Regions from separate parts of the Homo sapiens genome. Here region 1 is linked to region 2. Evidence: chromatin contacts called from ENCODE Hi-C or POLR2A ChIA-PET data. All regions are on one chromosome and are shown on one strand. Each heading gives the region's core, a stretch centred on a gene start or an enhancer-like site at or near the end of the contact. The rest is flanking DNA. Distances are from core to core; before and after follow the strand shown. Region 1 holds the start of ADNP-AS1 (ADNP antisense RNA 1). Region 2 holds the start of ZMYND8 (zinc finger MYND-type containing 8).

What was found. Hi-C counts contacts between places; a loop is a spot of excess contacts on that map. ChIA-PET counts read pairs that join two places held with the same protein, here RNA polymerase II (POLR2A). Pooled maps may share reads with other maps.
Region 1: a pooled map shows a loop between it and region 2 (5-fold over the local background). The contact joins the promoter of ADNP-AS1 here to the promoter of ZMYND8 in region 2. A Hi-C loop is called at or near these places in 5 of 50 pooled maps. POLR2A ChIA-PET finds 5 or more read pairs at or near these places in 2 of 52 experiments (HepG2 and activated B cell).

The regions. Positions count from the first base shown.
Region 1 is chr20:50,929,605-50,934,045 of GRCh38, reverse strand. It overlaps ADNP-AS1 (ADNP antisense RNA 1), which reads right to left and starts at 3,062. Exons shown (of 3, transcript NR_110009.1): 1 at 2,992-3,062; 2 at 2,597-2,671. ADNP (activity dependent neuroprotector homeobox) reads left to right here and starts at 2,609. Exons shown (of 6, transcript NM_001282531.3): 1 at 2,609-3,220. RefSeq lists silencers at 2,121-2,300, 2,164-2,351, 2,651-2,870, 3,021-3,070, 3,211-3,390 and 2 more and enhancers at 2,451-2,570, 2,990-3,780.
Region 2 is chr20:47,353,637-47,358,015 of GRCh38, reverse strand. It overlaps ZMYND8 (zinc finger MYND-type containing 8), which reads left to right and starts at 1,317. Exons shown (of 23, transcript NM_001281775.3): 1 at 1,317-1,359. The coding sequence starts at 1,346. LOC101927377 (a long non-coding RNA gene) reads right to left here. Exons shown (of 2, transcript NR_134501.1): 2 at 3,383-4,379. RefSeq lists enhancers at 1-277, 1-306, 1,057-1,351, 886-1,493, 1,337-1,506 and 2 more.

The DNA.
Region 1 (4,441 bases), core at 1,813-4,312, 3.6 Mb before region 2:
TTATTGAACAGTATTCCTAATTACTACATTTTCCTGGCTTAACTTGGCTGCTGAAGAAATTGAGGCCCAGCACAATGGCCCATGTCTATAATCCCAGCACTTTGGGAGGCCAAGGCAAGAGGATGGCTTGAGCACAGGCATTTGAGACCAGCCTAGGGAACATAGGGAGATCCTGTCTCTACAAAAATATAAAAAAAGCTGGGTGTGGTGGCACTCACCTGTGGTCCCAGCTACTTGGGAGGCTGAGGTGGGAGGTTCACTTGAGTCTGGGAGGTCAAGGCTGCAGTGAGCTGTGATCATGCCTGGACAACAGAGTGAGACCCTGTCTTTTTTAAAAGAAAAAAAAATGAAAATCTGATTTTTCATTTGCATTTCTCTCTGACAGATTCTACCAGAAATGAATCCCAGACTATAAAACCTGTGGTGTCATTTCGAACATTAAAACCACCCCCTCCCACGCTTCTATAGTTGAACCCATAGTACACATTCCAATAAGGGCCACTCTTGTTCTGTTTCCCTTATGTCCAGAACTGTCCAGCTGGCCAGTGAGGGAACTGCTTTCCTTAGGGAAGAAACTTCTCTCATTCATAACAAGAAGAAAATTCATCAGTGCTTGATGTGAAATTAGTTTTAAGCTAAGATAATAGAAATGTAATATTCTCAGTTTTTTTGGAGTGGTTAGAATTTATTTTTTCTTAACCTAAACTCAAAGTTGAGTTCTCAGTGTCAAGTATGTGGAGCAGAAATTAAGTAACAACCTTAGAGAACCTAATATAGATAGTACTGCCTTCTCAGATACTCACTAGAGTAGATAATGTTTGCCTTTTAAATCTTTTTAGTTATTCACACAATCATTATCACAACACTGTCACTCTTGGAATTTACCATAGAGTATTTGAGCAGTGAAGACTCATAGCATTTGGAAGTCATTTAGAAAAGAATCTGGAATATTTAGATGCATTTTTGTAGTAAATCTGGTGCTTAAACACTGTAAAATTAAATATTTACATCTGAATCCAGCATCCCATTTTGCTTTGTAAATGAGGCCAAAGATGAAATCCAGATGTTTTCCCTTGTATTTGTATTATCACTATATGGAATCTAAGTATATCTAAGAAAAACTAAACTTAAACTTACTTTGCTTATTTCATATTAGTTTTTATCTGTCTTCTGCAGTGTGTAATTAGATTCTTTAGTTTTCTGAATCAAATGCTTTGCCCCAACCCCTTTTTCCACGACTTTTTTCAGCTGTTTTCCCTTGAAATACTGACTTGGCTTTTAAAGATACATTTTATCACAATTGCAGAAATGTGTTGTATAAAAGTTTGTTAAACAGGGCTAACTGAAGTCTTAGATGTTGAACAGCTATGTGTAACCACAATTTATACTACTTGCAGCGAACTCAGATTATTTTCGGATGTTAAGTATGGCTTGAAACTATGTTAACTTGAAATGTAAAGAAACAGCAAAAGACAGGTGTATTTACCTAAAGATCACATATTAAGGAAACAGGCTTGGTTAATTCCTCACTATTGACATCTATTACTTGTCAATACATTTAACCAACCAATGATACTTTAAATCATAATGTTACTTTGAACAACCTACTTTAAAAGGTTGGTTCAAAAATGTTGAGGAGATAATGTATTGGTTGGGATTGACCTAAATTTACAAAGCAACCATGTGCTGTCTTATGCTACCCAGATTGTGGGAGCACCAAAAGCTATGTCCCTAGGACTACAAAGTGTGTTGTTTAAGGATCTTGCAGAGAGCCAATGCCCCTATTGGCAACATCACTTCTCATCCTTAAGTTTCACCAGTTGGGTGGCCTCAAGGCACTAGGATTCCCATTTTTTTTTTTATTCAGGTCAGAGAAGAGTCCATCACTGTGACTGGGAAGAATGTCAAGTCACAGGGTAACGGCGGACCTTAATAAAATCTCGGCCCCTCTGCACCGAATACCCCACCAGGAAGGGCTAAGGCATCCATGGGGTTGTGTCTCATCTCAAGTCGCTGTGTGAAGCACGAGGCCCTCACACCTCATTTAAGGCAGGAGGCGTCAGGGGCGACCGGCCAGGTGTCCCGGCGCCTTCCCGCCGCTTCTCAGCCGTGGAAGCGCGGGCATCTGAGCACGTGGAGCCGCCCCAGGCCGCCCCGCACACCCCTCCCGCCAGATGTAGTCCAGGCCCAGCTGGGCCCGCGCAGGGATCCCCAGCACGGCCACCTGACTGAGTGCTGGGCGTGCTGCGGCCCGCTGCTTCTGCCTCCGCCGCCGGCGCTGCGGCCAGAGGAAGGCGCCCGCCGAGCACACGGGCCCCGGGAGCGCACTGCGGCCATTATCCGCGGCGCCTCCTAGTGGGTCAATGGCAAATCCGCCTGGTTCTCGCGAGAGCTCCCCCCTCAGTGGGGATTATATAATTTCCCTCAAGCGGGGGTGGGGGTGCTGAGAGCACCCTCCCTCAGGAAAAGTTAGGTGCAAGCAGGGGTGGGAGTAAGAGGAACCCCCCCTGGGGAAAAGGGGGTTAGGGGTGCTGTCCCCACTGCCCCCCCCTATTTAGCTGGACAATGAGTCCTCTTATGCTAATGAGGCACTTACGTCACTTCCGCTCTTTCTCGGCCGCCATTTTGGCTAGGGCAGGTTCGGGGACTCGGTCCGAGGCGCTTGTATTGTCTGCTGAGGGGAGACGCGGGATCAGCCCCCTCCCCCGCCCGTTGCCGCCGCCGCCTCCGCCGGCCCGGTCTCCCCTCCGCCGCCCGCCGGGATCCATGAGCTGAACTCCCGCCCCCCCCCCCCCGGCCGCCGCCATCTTGTGCCCCCTCCCCCTCCCGCAGGCAGCGCTAAGGGGGATTTTGGCGTCTTCTCAGACACAGCTCCCTCTCTCGGTCCCCGCTGCTGAGGAGCGAGAGGAGCGCGGCCGCCGCCGCCCGCGCCGGTGAAGCCGCCTCTCCCACACCCTCCGTCTCCTCCCTCCGCCCCTCCTTTGTCTGCACCGCTCGACGACGCCGCCGCCGCCCGCCGCTCTGCTGCGCCCGCCGCGCCCCCCGGCAGCACCCGCGGCCGCGGCGCGAGCCGGAGTCCGCCGAGCCGGAGCGCGACGAGGCCCCGGGCGCGCCCTCCCCGCTGCCGCCACCGCCGTGCCGCCGCCATCCGCCCGCCGCCGCCGCCGCTGTCCGGCCCCCGAGCACGCCGGCCCCGCGCGCGCCTCGAGGCCGAGTCAAGGTAAGCCCGGCGCCGCCGCGCGCGGACCCGCGGCCCTGCCCTGCCTGGCTTCCCGACCCCGGCCCGCGCGGCCGCCAGTGCAGCCTGGCCCCGGGCGCGGGCGCATTGTTGTTCGCATCGCCGCCCTCCAGCCGCACACACGCTCCTTTGCACACCCCGGCGCCGACGGGTCCCCCGTCCCGGCACGGACCGCTACCCGACTCTGCTCCGGAGGTCCAGGCGCCTCCTCCTGCAGCCCGACCCCCTTCTCCGCCCTGTGAGCCCACCGAGGCCAGCACTCTGCCTGGCCGCCCGGAGCTTTTGCAGCTAAGGGCATCTCCCCCAGCCAGAACCGAGCTTCTCCCATCCTGGAACTAATCCCGTCCGCCCCCCACCCCCAAAAGGAGCCCCCCCACGCACACCCCCATGCCTTGAACCAGCCTTCTGCCAGGTCTGCCCACCCTTACCTGGGGGAGGGGGGACGGGGTTGGGGGGGGCGGGGAGCATGCATGGCATGGAGTGAGTCTTTGCCTCCCCTGTGCAATCCTTCTTCCCCAACCTGCCAGCTTTCCTCTTATCCTGACCACAGTTCACCACCATCCCTTTTCCCCAATCTCAGCTGCCTGGTCAGCACCTCTTTCGAACATTCTGAGCCCCAACTTTGCAGTAAGGTGGTAGAAAATGGAAATCCAGAGAGCTGCAAAAAGATTTTTTTTTAATGTAATGAATGGGGAGTAGTTTTGTGAACACACTCGTATTCACCTCTTCTTTCCTCTGGGAGGCCTGCCTGCCTTCCCCTCCCCCCCAACCTTGATCCCTGTCTGCTGGAAAAGGCGCGATTGCTTCTCTTCCTCTTCTGCCCAAGACCAAGACTCTAGGTCTGATATCCTTTTTAGCCACACACACACACCCCCCACACACGAAGTCTTCTTAATCTTCTTGAATTTACCAGTTACTCTGGACACTTCTTGCCATAACCCCATTTCACAGACAAAGGCTTAGGAGGGAAAAAGAACCAAACTGTTTCTGTGTTTGTCATGTTAATGATGTCCATCCCCACACACCCAGTTCCCATCCCTGATGCTTCTTGTGCCTGTATCTTGAACCTTCAGAATGAAAAAAAAAAAAATCTCTTGGATAGCTTGATACAGTTTCTTTAGAAATCTGCATTGTTGCTTCTGGTTTATGGCCATGGAGAAAATACCAGCCCCCACCCAAAATGCACCGCAGCCAAGTCGGCTA
Region 2 (4,379 bases), core at 68-2,567:
ACATACAGGGATGATTGTGGCAGGAAGGGCTGACCTACGGGGGTAGGCCTGACGCATAATGGGGGCTCTTGTTTCCGGGCTGAGCGTGCCATCTTTCTGTCTCCCTCTGGATTGAAATGGCTTCTCAGCCCGAGAGGCACTGCCTGTGCCCTGGATTCACAAGGTACACGCCTCCCTGGGAAGCAAAGGCTGAGAGACAGCGGCTCTCTCTCTCTCTTTCTGCATCTGCCGGGAGAGCTGCAGCTGGTATTTTTCCACAGGCCTTCGCTGCGATCTCAAGGCCTAGTTTTTCCCAGCCAGGCCCCGAGTCCGAGAGAGGGTTAACAGGCAGGAAGCCGAAGGCATCGCAGGCTAATACGGAAGTCAGATTTGTGTTTAACTGACAGGTTTAGCAGGTCTCGGCCGCGGGGGAGGGGCCGGGAGGGAAGGGAAGTTTGTAGATCCAGGCATGTGGCCTGCGAGGAGGGCTTTGGGTTTTTCTTAGGGTAAGGACCGAGAGGGGTCCCCCTTGGCATCGTGGCAGGGCGACAGGAACCCACGTTGATTTTGCCTGCAGGACTGGCTAAGCAGGGCGCGAGAGGCCCACGGCTCCCTGGCCTGCCTTGCAAGGAGGCATGGGGACAATGACTATGCAAACTTGACCACTCTGCTCCCCTCCTCCCCTCAGCAGCTACTCCTCGCTCCTCTGAGAAGCCAGGGCTGCTCTCTGCTGATTTTTCGGGGCTCCCCCGGGCTGCCTGCTTCCCCCAGCTTCTCAGAGGCCTGCCTCAAGCCCCTTTTTCTGGCCCCTTGGCTGTTTCCCCGGGACTCCCCACTCCCCAGCTTCCCCTTCCCCTTGGAGAGCCACCCTGCTGGACTGTTCTAGAAAAAGGCTGGCCTTCCTCCCTGGACAAGGGCCGTTTCTCTGGGGGCAGGTGAGGGTGAGCCGTTCCAGCCCACTCCAAGAAACTCCCTTCCCAGGGACCTCCGGGCCTCAGGCTTTCCTGGAGCAGGTCAGGCTGGCTGCCCTGGCTGGCCCGTGCCGGGAAATCTAGCCAGGGTGCAGGAGAAGTGCGTGTGGGGGCCCCTTTCCCAAGTTTTTCTTGCTGCAAAAGGCCTAGCTTAGCCTGTCTTTTTCTATGCACAGGATGGCTCTTGCTCACCCGAGCCTCACAAAGATAATCGCTCAGGAAGTGTTTCAGCCAATCCGGGGCGGCTTTACACTCCGATTTGCCGGGGCAGCCAATCGGGGATGAGCTTTTATTAGGCGGCCAGATCATCAGCCGAAGTGCCAAACCCTTTTTCTGTGAGAACTAGGAGCCTGTCCTCCATGTTTTATAAGTATTGACATTACACAGTGTTAACAATGCATCCACAGAGGTAAGCTCGACTTTTTAACCATCTTTTTTCCCCCTCCCTCTGAGACATCCGAATTGTGGGCGAGCAGTGTGATTTCTCTGTGGCTGGCCGTGCCACACTCACCCCCAGAGCACTTATGTTAACTTGGAACTGTTTAGAGAGAATTTTTTTGCTTTCTTGGGTCACATGGCTCAGTAGCCATTAGCCATAGCTTGATTTTGCAAACTGGCAAGGGCCTGGCACACCTTTCCTTCCACCAGGGCATGGTGTTTCTGGAAGAGTTTGAAGCTAGATCCTGGTATGCCAAAAAAGAAGCTTTTTTTTTTCCTTCTTTTTTTTTTTTTCTTTCCCTCTTCCCTCTCTCTTCCCCTCTCTCTCTCTCTGAGCAGTTCCCCCCCTCCCACCCCTGCACTATTGTCTTCTCTTTTGCCACATGCCCTGCTGGGGGAAGAAAATGGAAGGTAAGCAAACAGGCTCCTCTCCAAGGAGAGCTCATGGCAGACAGCAGAGCAGGCAAGTTTGCCTCTCCAAAGAGGTTCTGGGAAGGCTGGATAAGTTTTGACAAGAGAGGAGCGTGTTTGCAAAAGAATTGTGCCCTCAGCAGAGCAGTGCTAAGGAGAGTCTAGCTCCTGGGGCCTAGGTGGGTGGTGGTGTCTGTACACGGTCTTCTCTTATTCTACAGAGCTTCTGCACTTGAAACTACATTGTTCAGCCTGTTTTCCTGACTTAGGTTGCTACAGAGTGTTCTGCAAGCCAGCCTACAGCCAGCAAATGTTTCTGAAAGTGTTTTCTAGGCTTTGGAGGAAGTTTTTTGGAGTAGGGATGGGGACTGGGGGGTGGGGGGAGAGATCTTGGACAACATCCTGCAAAAAAAAAAAAAAAAAAAAATCTGCAAGGATTCTGAATCCCTTAGCTTTCTACTCTTGCATGATTTTCAAGGAACTAATGTTACCTTTTATCCTTGTTTTCATTTTCCTGTCCCTTTTATACATTGTATCCTCCTCTCTTCTCCTGTGTCATGGAGTGTAGAGGAAATAAAATCATGTCTGTGGCTCATGACAGCATTCCATATTCAGTTGTTGGGTTGTGTTGTTGTTGTTGTGTGTGTTTTTAATAATACCATGTAACTGTTTAAAAAAATTTCCTTTTTGATCAAGTCCCAAATCTGCCAGCCTGTTCTCTCTTCCTAACTGTGGAAAAATGAGACGGTTGCTTGAACATTTGTTGGGTAAGTAAAGCAATCCATTTCCTCTGTGACCATGTTTGAAGAGTTTTGCGAACATTTGGGGTCTGTTTGTAATAGTGGGTCTTGGCTACAGGAGTTGGGGGCTTCATTAGCAGGAACAAAATAAGGGCTTTTTAAAGAGTGTCTTGATTTTAGGTGACTGTTTGAATCCACTGTTTTTCCTGATAACCTGCAGCTAGGATTGAAGATTATACTTCCTGTTTACCCTGAGTCAGGGGAGAAATGTTCAGTTCATTGTGACTTGACTCTAGACCTTTAATGGGGTTTGTTTGGATATTCAAACTGTGAGTAGGTGATGTGCTTGTGAAATGTCATGAAACTGCTTGTTCTTAGAGGTGCAGAGCCCTAAAAACATTGGTGGTGTAGAAGCTGGTGGTGGTGGTGGTATGTGTGTGTTGGGGGGGTGGTGTCAGTGTGCTCATGTTTTAGGACTTATGTATAGTGCAAAATCTCATCTACCACCAGACTGGGTTTGATTCAGGACTCACTGACCAACACATTTTGGCCTTTTTTCAGGTCTCCTCCACACATCTGTATGCATGCTGGCCCCACATAAGATTTCTCACTTTTTACATTTCCCTTGACCACTTAAGGCTGCAGCTAGAAGTTAAGTGGGAAAAGTAGAGTCTTGTTTAGCAGTACCTTCAGAATTTCCCTAGAAGTTCAGTACATAAATTTTCAGCTTGGAGACCAATCCGACATGACCGTAAATGCAGGAAATATATTCAATTGCTGTGTTATGTCAACTTTATGGAGTCAGTAATCTTTTTTCTTTCAAATGAGTGTCCAGTAGCCCACTTTCTGACACCGAATTGGAAAAAGGCTCATTTAATCAGCAGAAACGTACCACATTCTAAGTTGAGAAAAGTCTGTGCAAGGCAGGCCAGCTTAGCTTCTTAGAGTAAAACTGCAGGCAGTTAATGATGTTATATACTTAAAACTGAACAGTGCCACTGCCCCAAACAAGTAAGTTCAGACACTCAGCTATTTTCTTTGTTCTTATCTCCTTGCTGTAAATGGAAATTACATATCGAGGTTCTTGTGGCCTCCCTAGAAGCAATATCTAATCATAAGACTCCTGGTTTGGTGCCTTCAACGTTTGCATAATACTGTGTTTGTTGGGCTGGAAGGGAACTTAAGGGCAAGGCATTTGTCCTCTAAAAGCTTGCATTAAAATGGCTCCCACAGGTTTGGAGAGCCAAGATCTGTTTTCAAATGTACAGCCCCCAGCAAGTTCCCAACCCTGGACCAAGCTAGCCACTTTTCCTCTGGTACTGTGACCCCTACCAAGCATGAGTCTGTAAAAAGTTAATTGCTTTCAAAGTAGCATTATTTTCCAGTTTCAGGAAAGGGGGAAAAAAATAAATGTCTGCATTGCAGCAGGACTAGGTAGGGACGGCAGTACTGGCTCCCAGAGCAGCCCAATGGGGTTCTTCTACTCTAGCTTTTAAACCAATAGACTTGGAGGAAAGGTTAAAGATTGACAATTGCAGTGGCCGAACTAAGAACGGGCCTTCTGGAAATTTCTACCATCTTTGTTCCTTTTAGGAAAAGCAGATCTGCCAAGCAGAAGCGTCTCCTACCTTCCATTCCTAGGTCATCTCCCTTCCCTGCTTCCCCCCAACCCCCCTTCTTTTTCTCATCAAGGTAGAATGTTCTCTCTGCCACGTTTGTAAATTGCAGAAGGAGGAACAGAATGTTGGGCTGTTTTCCTTTTTCCTTCTGCCTCCTCAGTCCCCAAAGAGGATACACAGCTGCAAGGAGCAAACACAGACACACTGAAGCTTTTGATTCC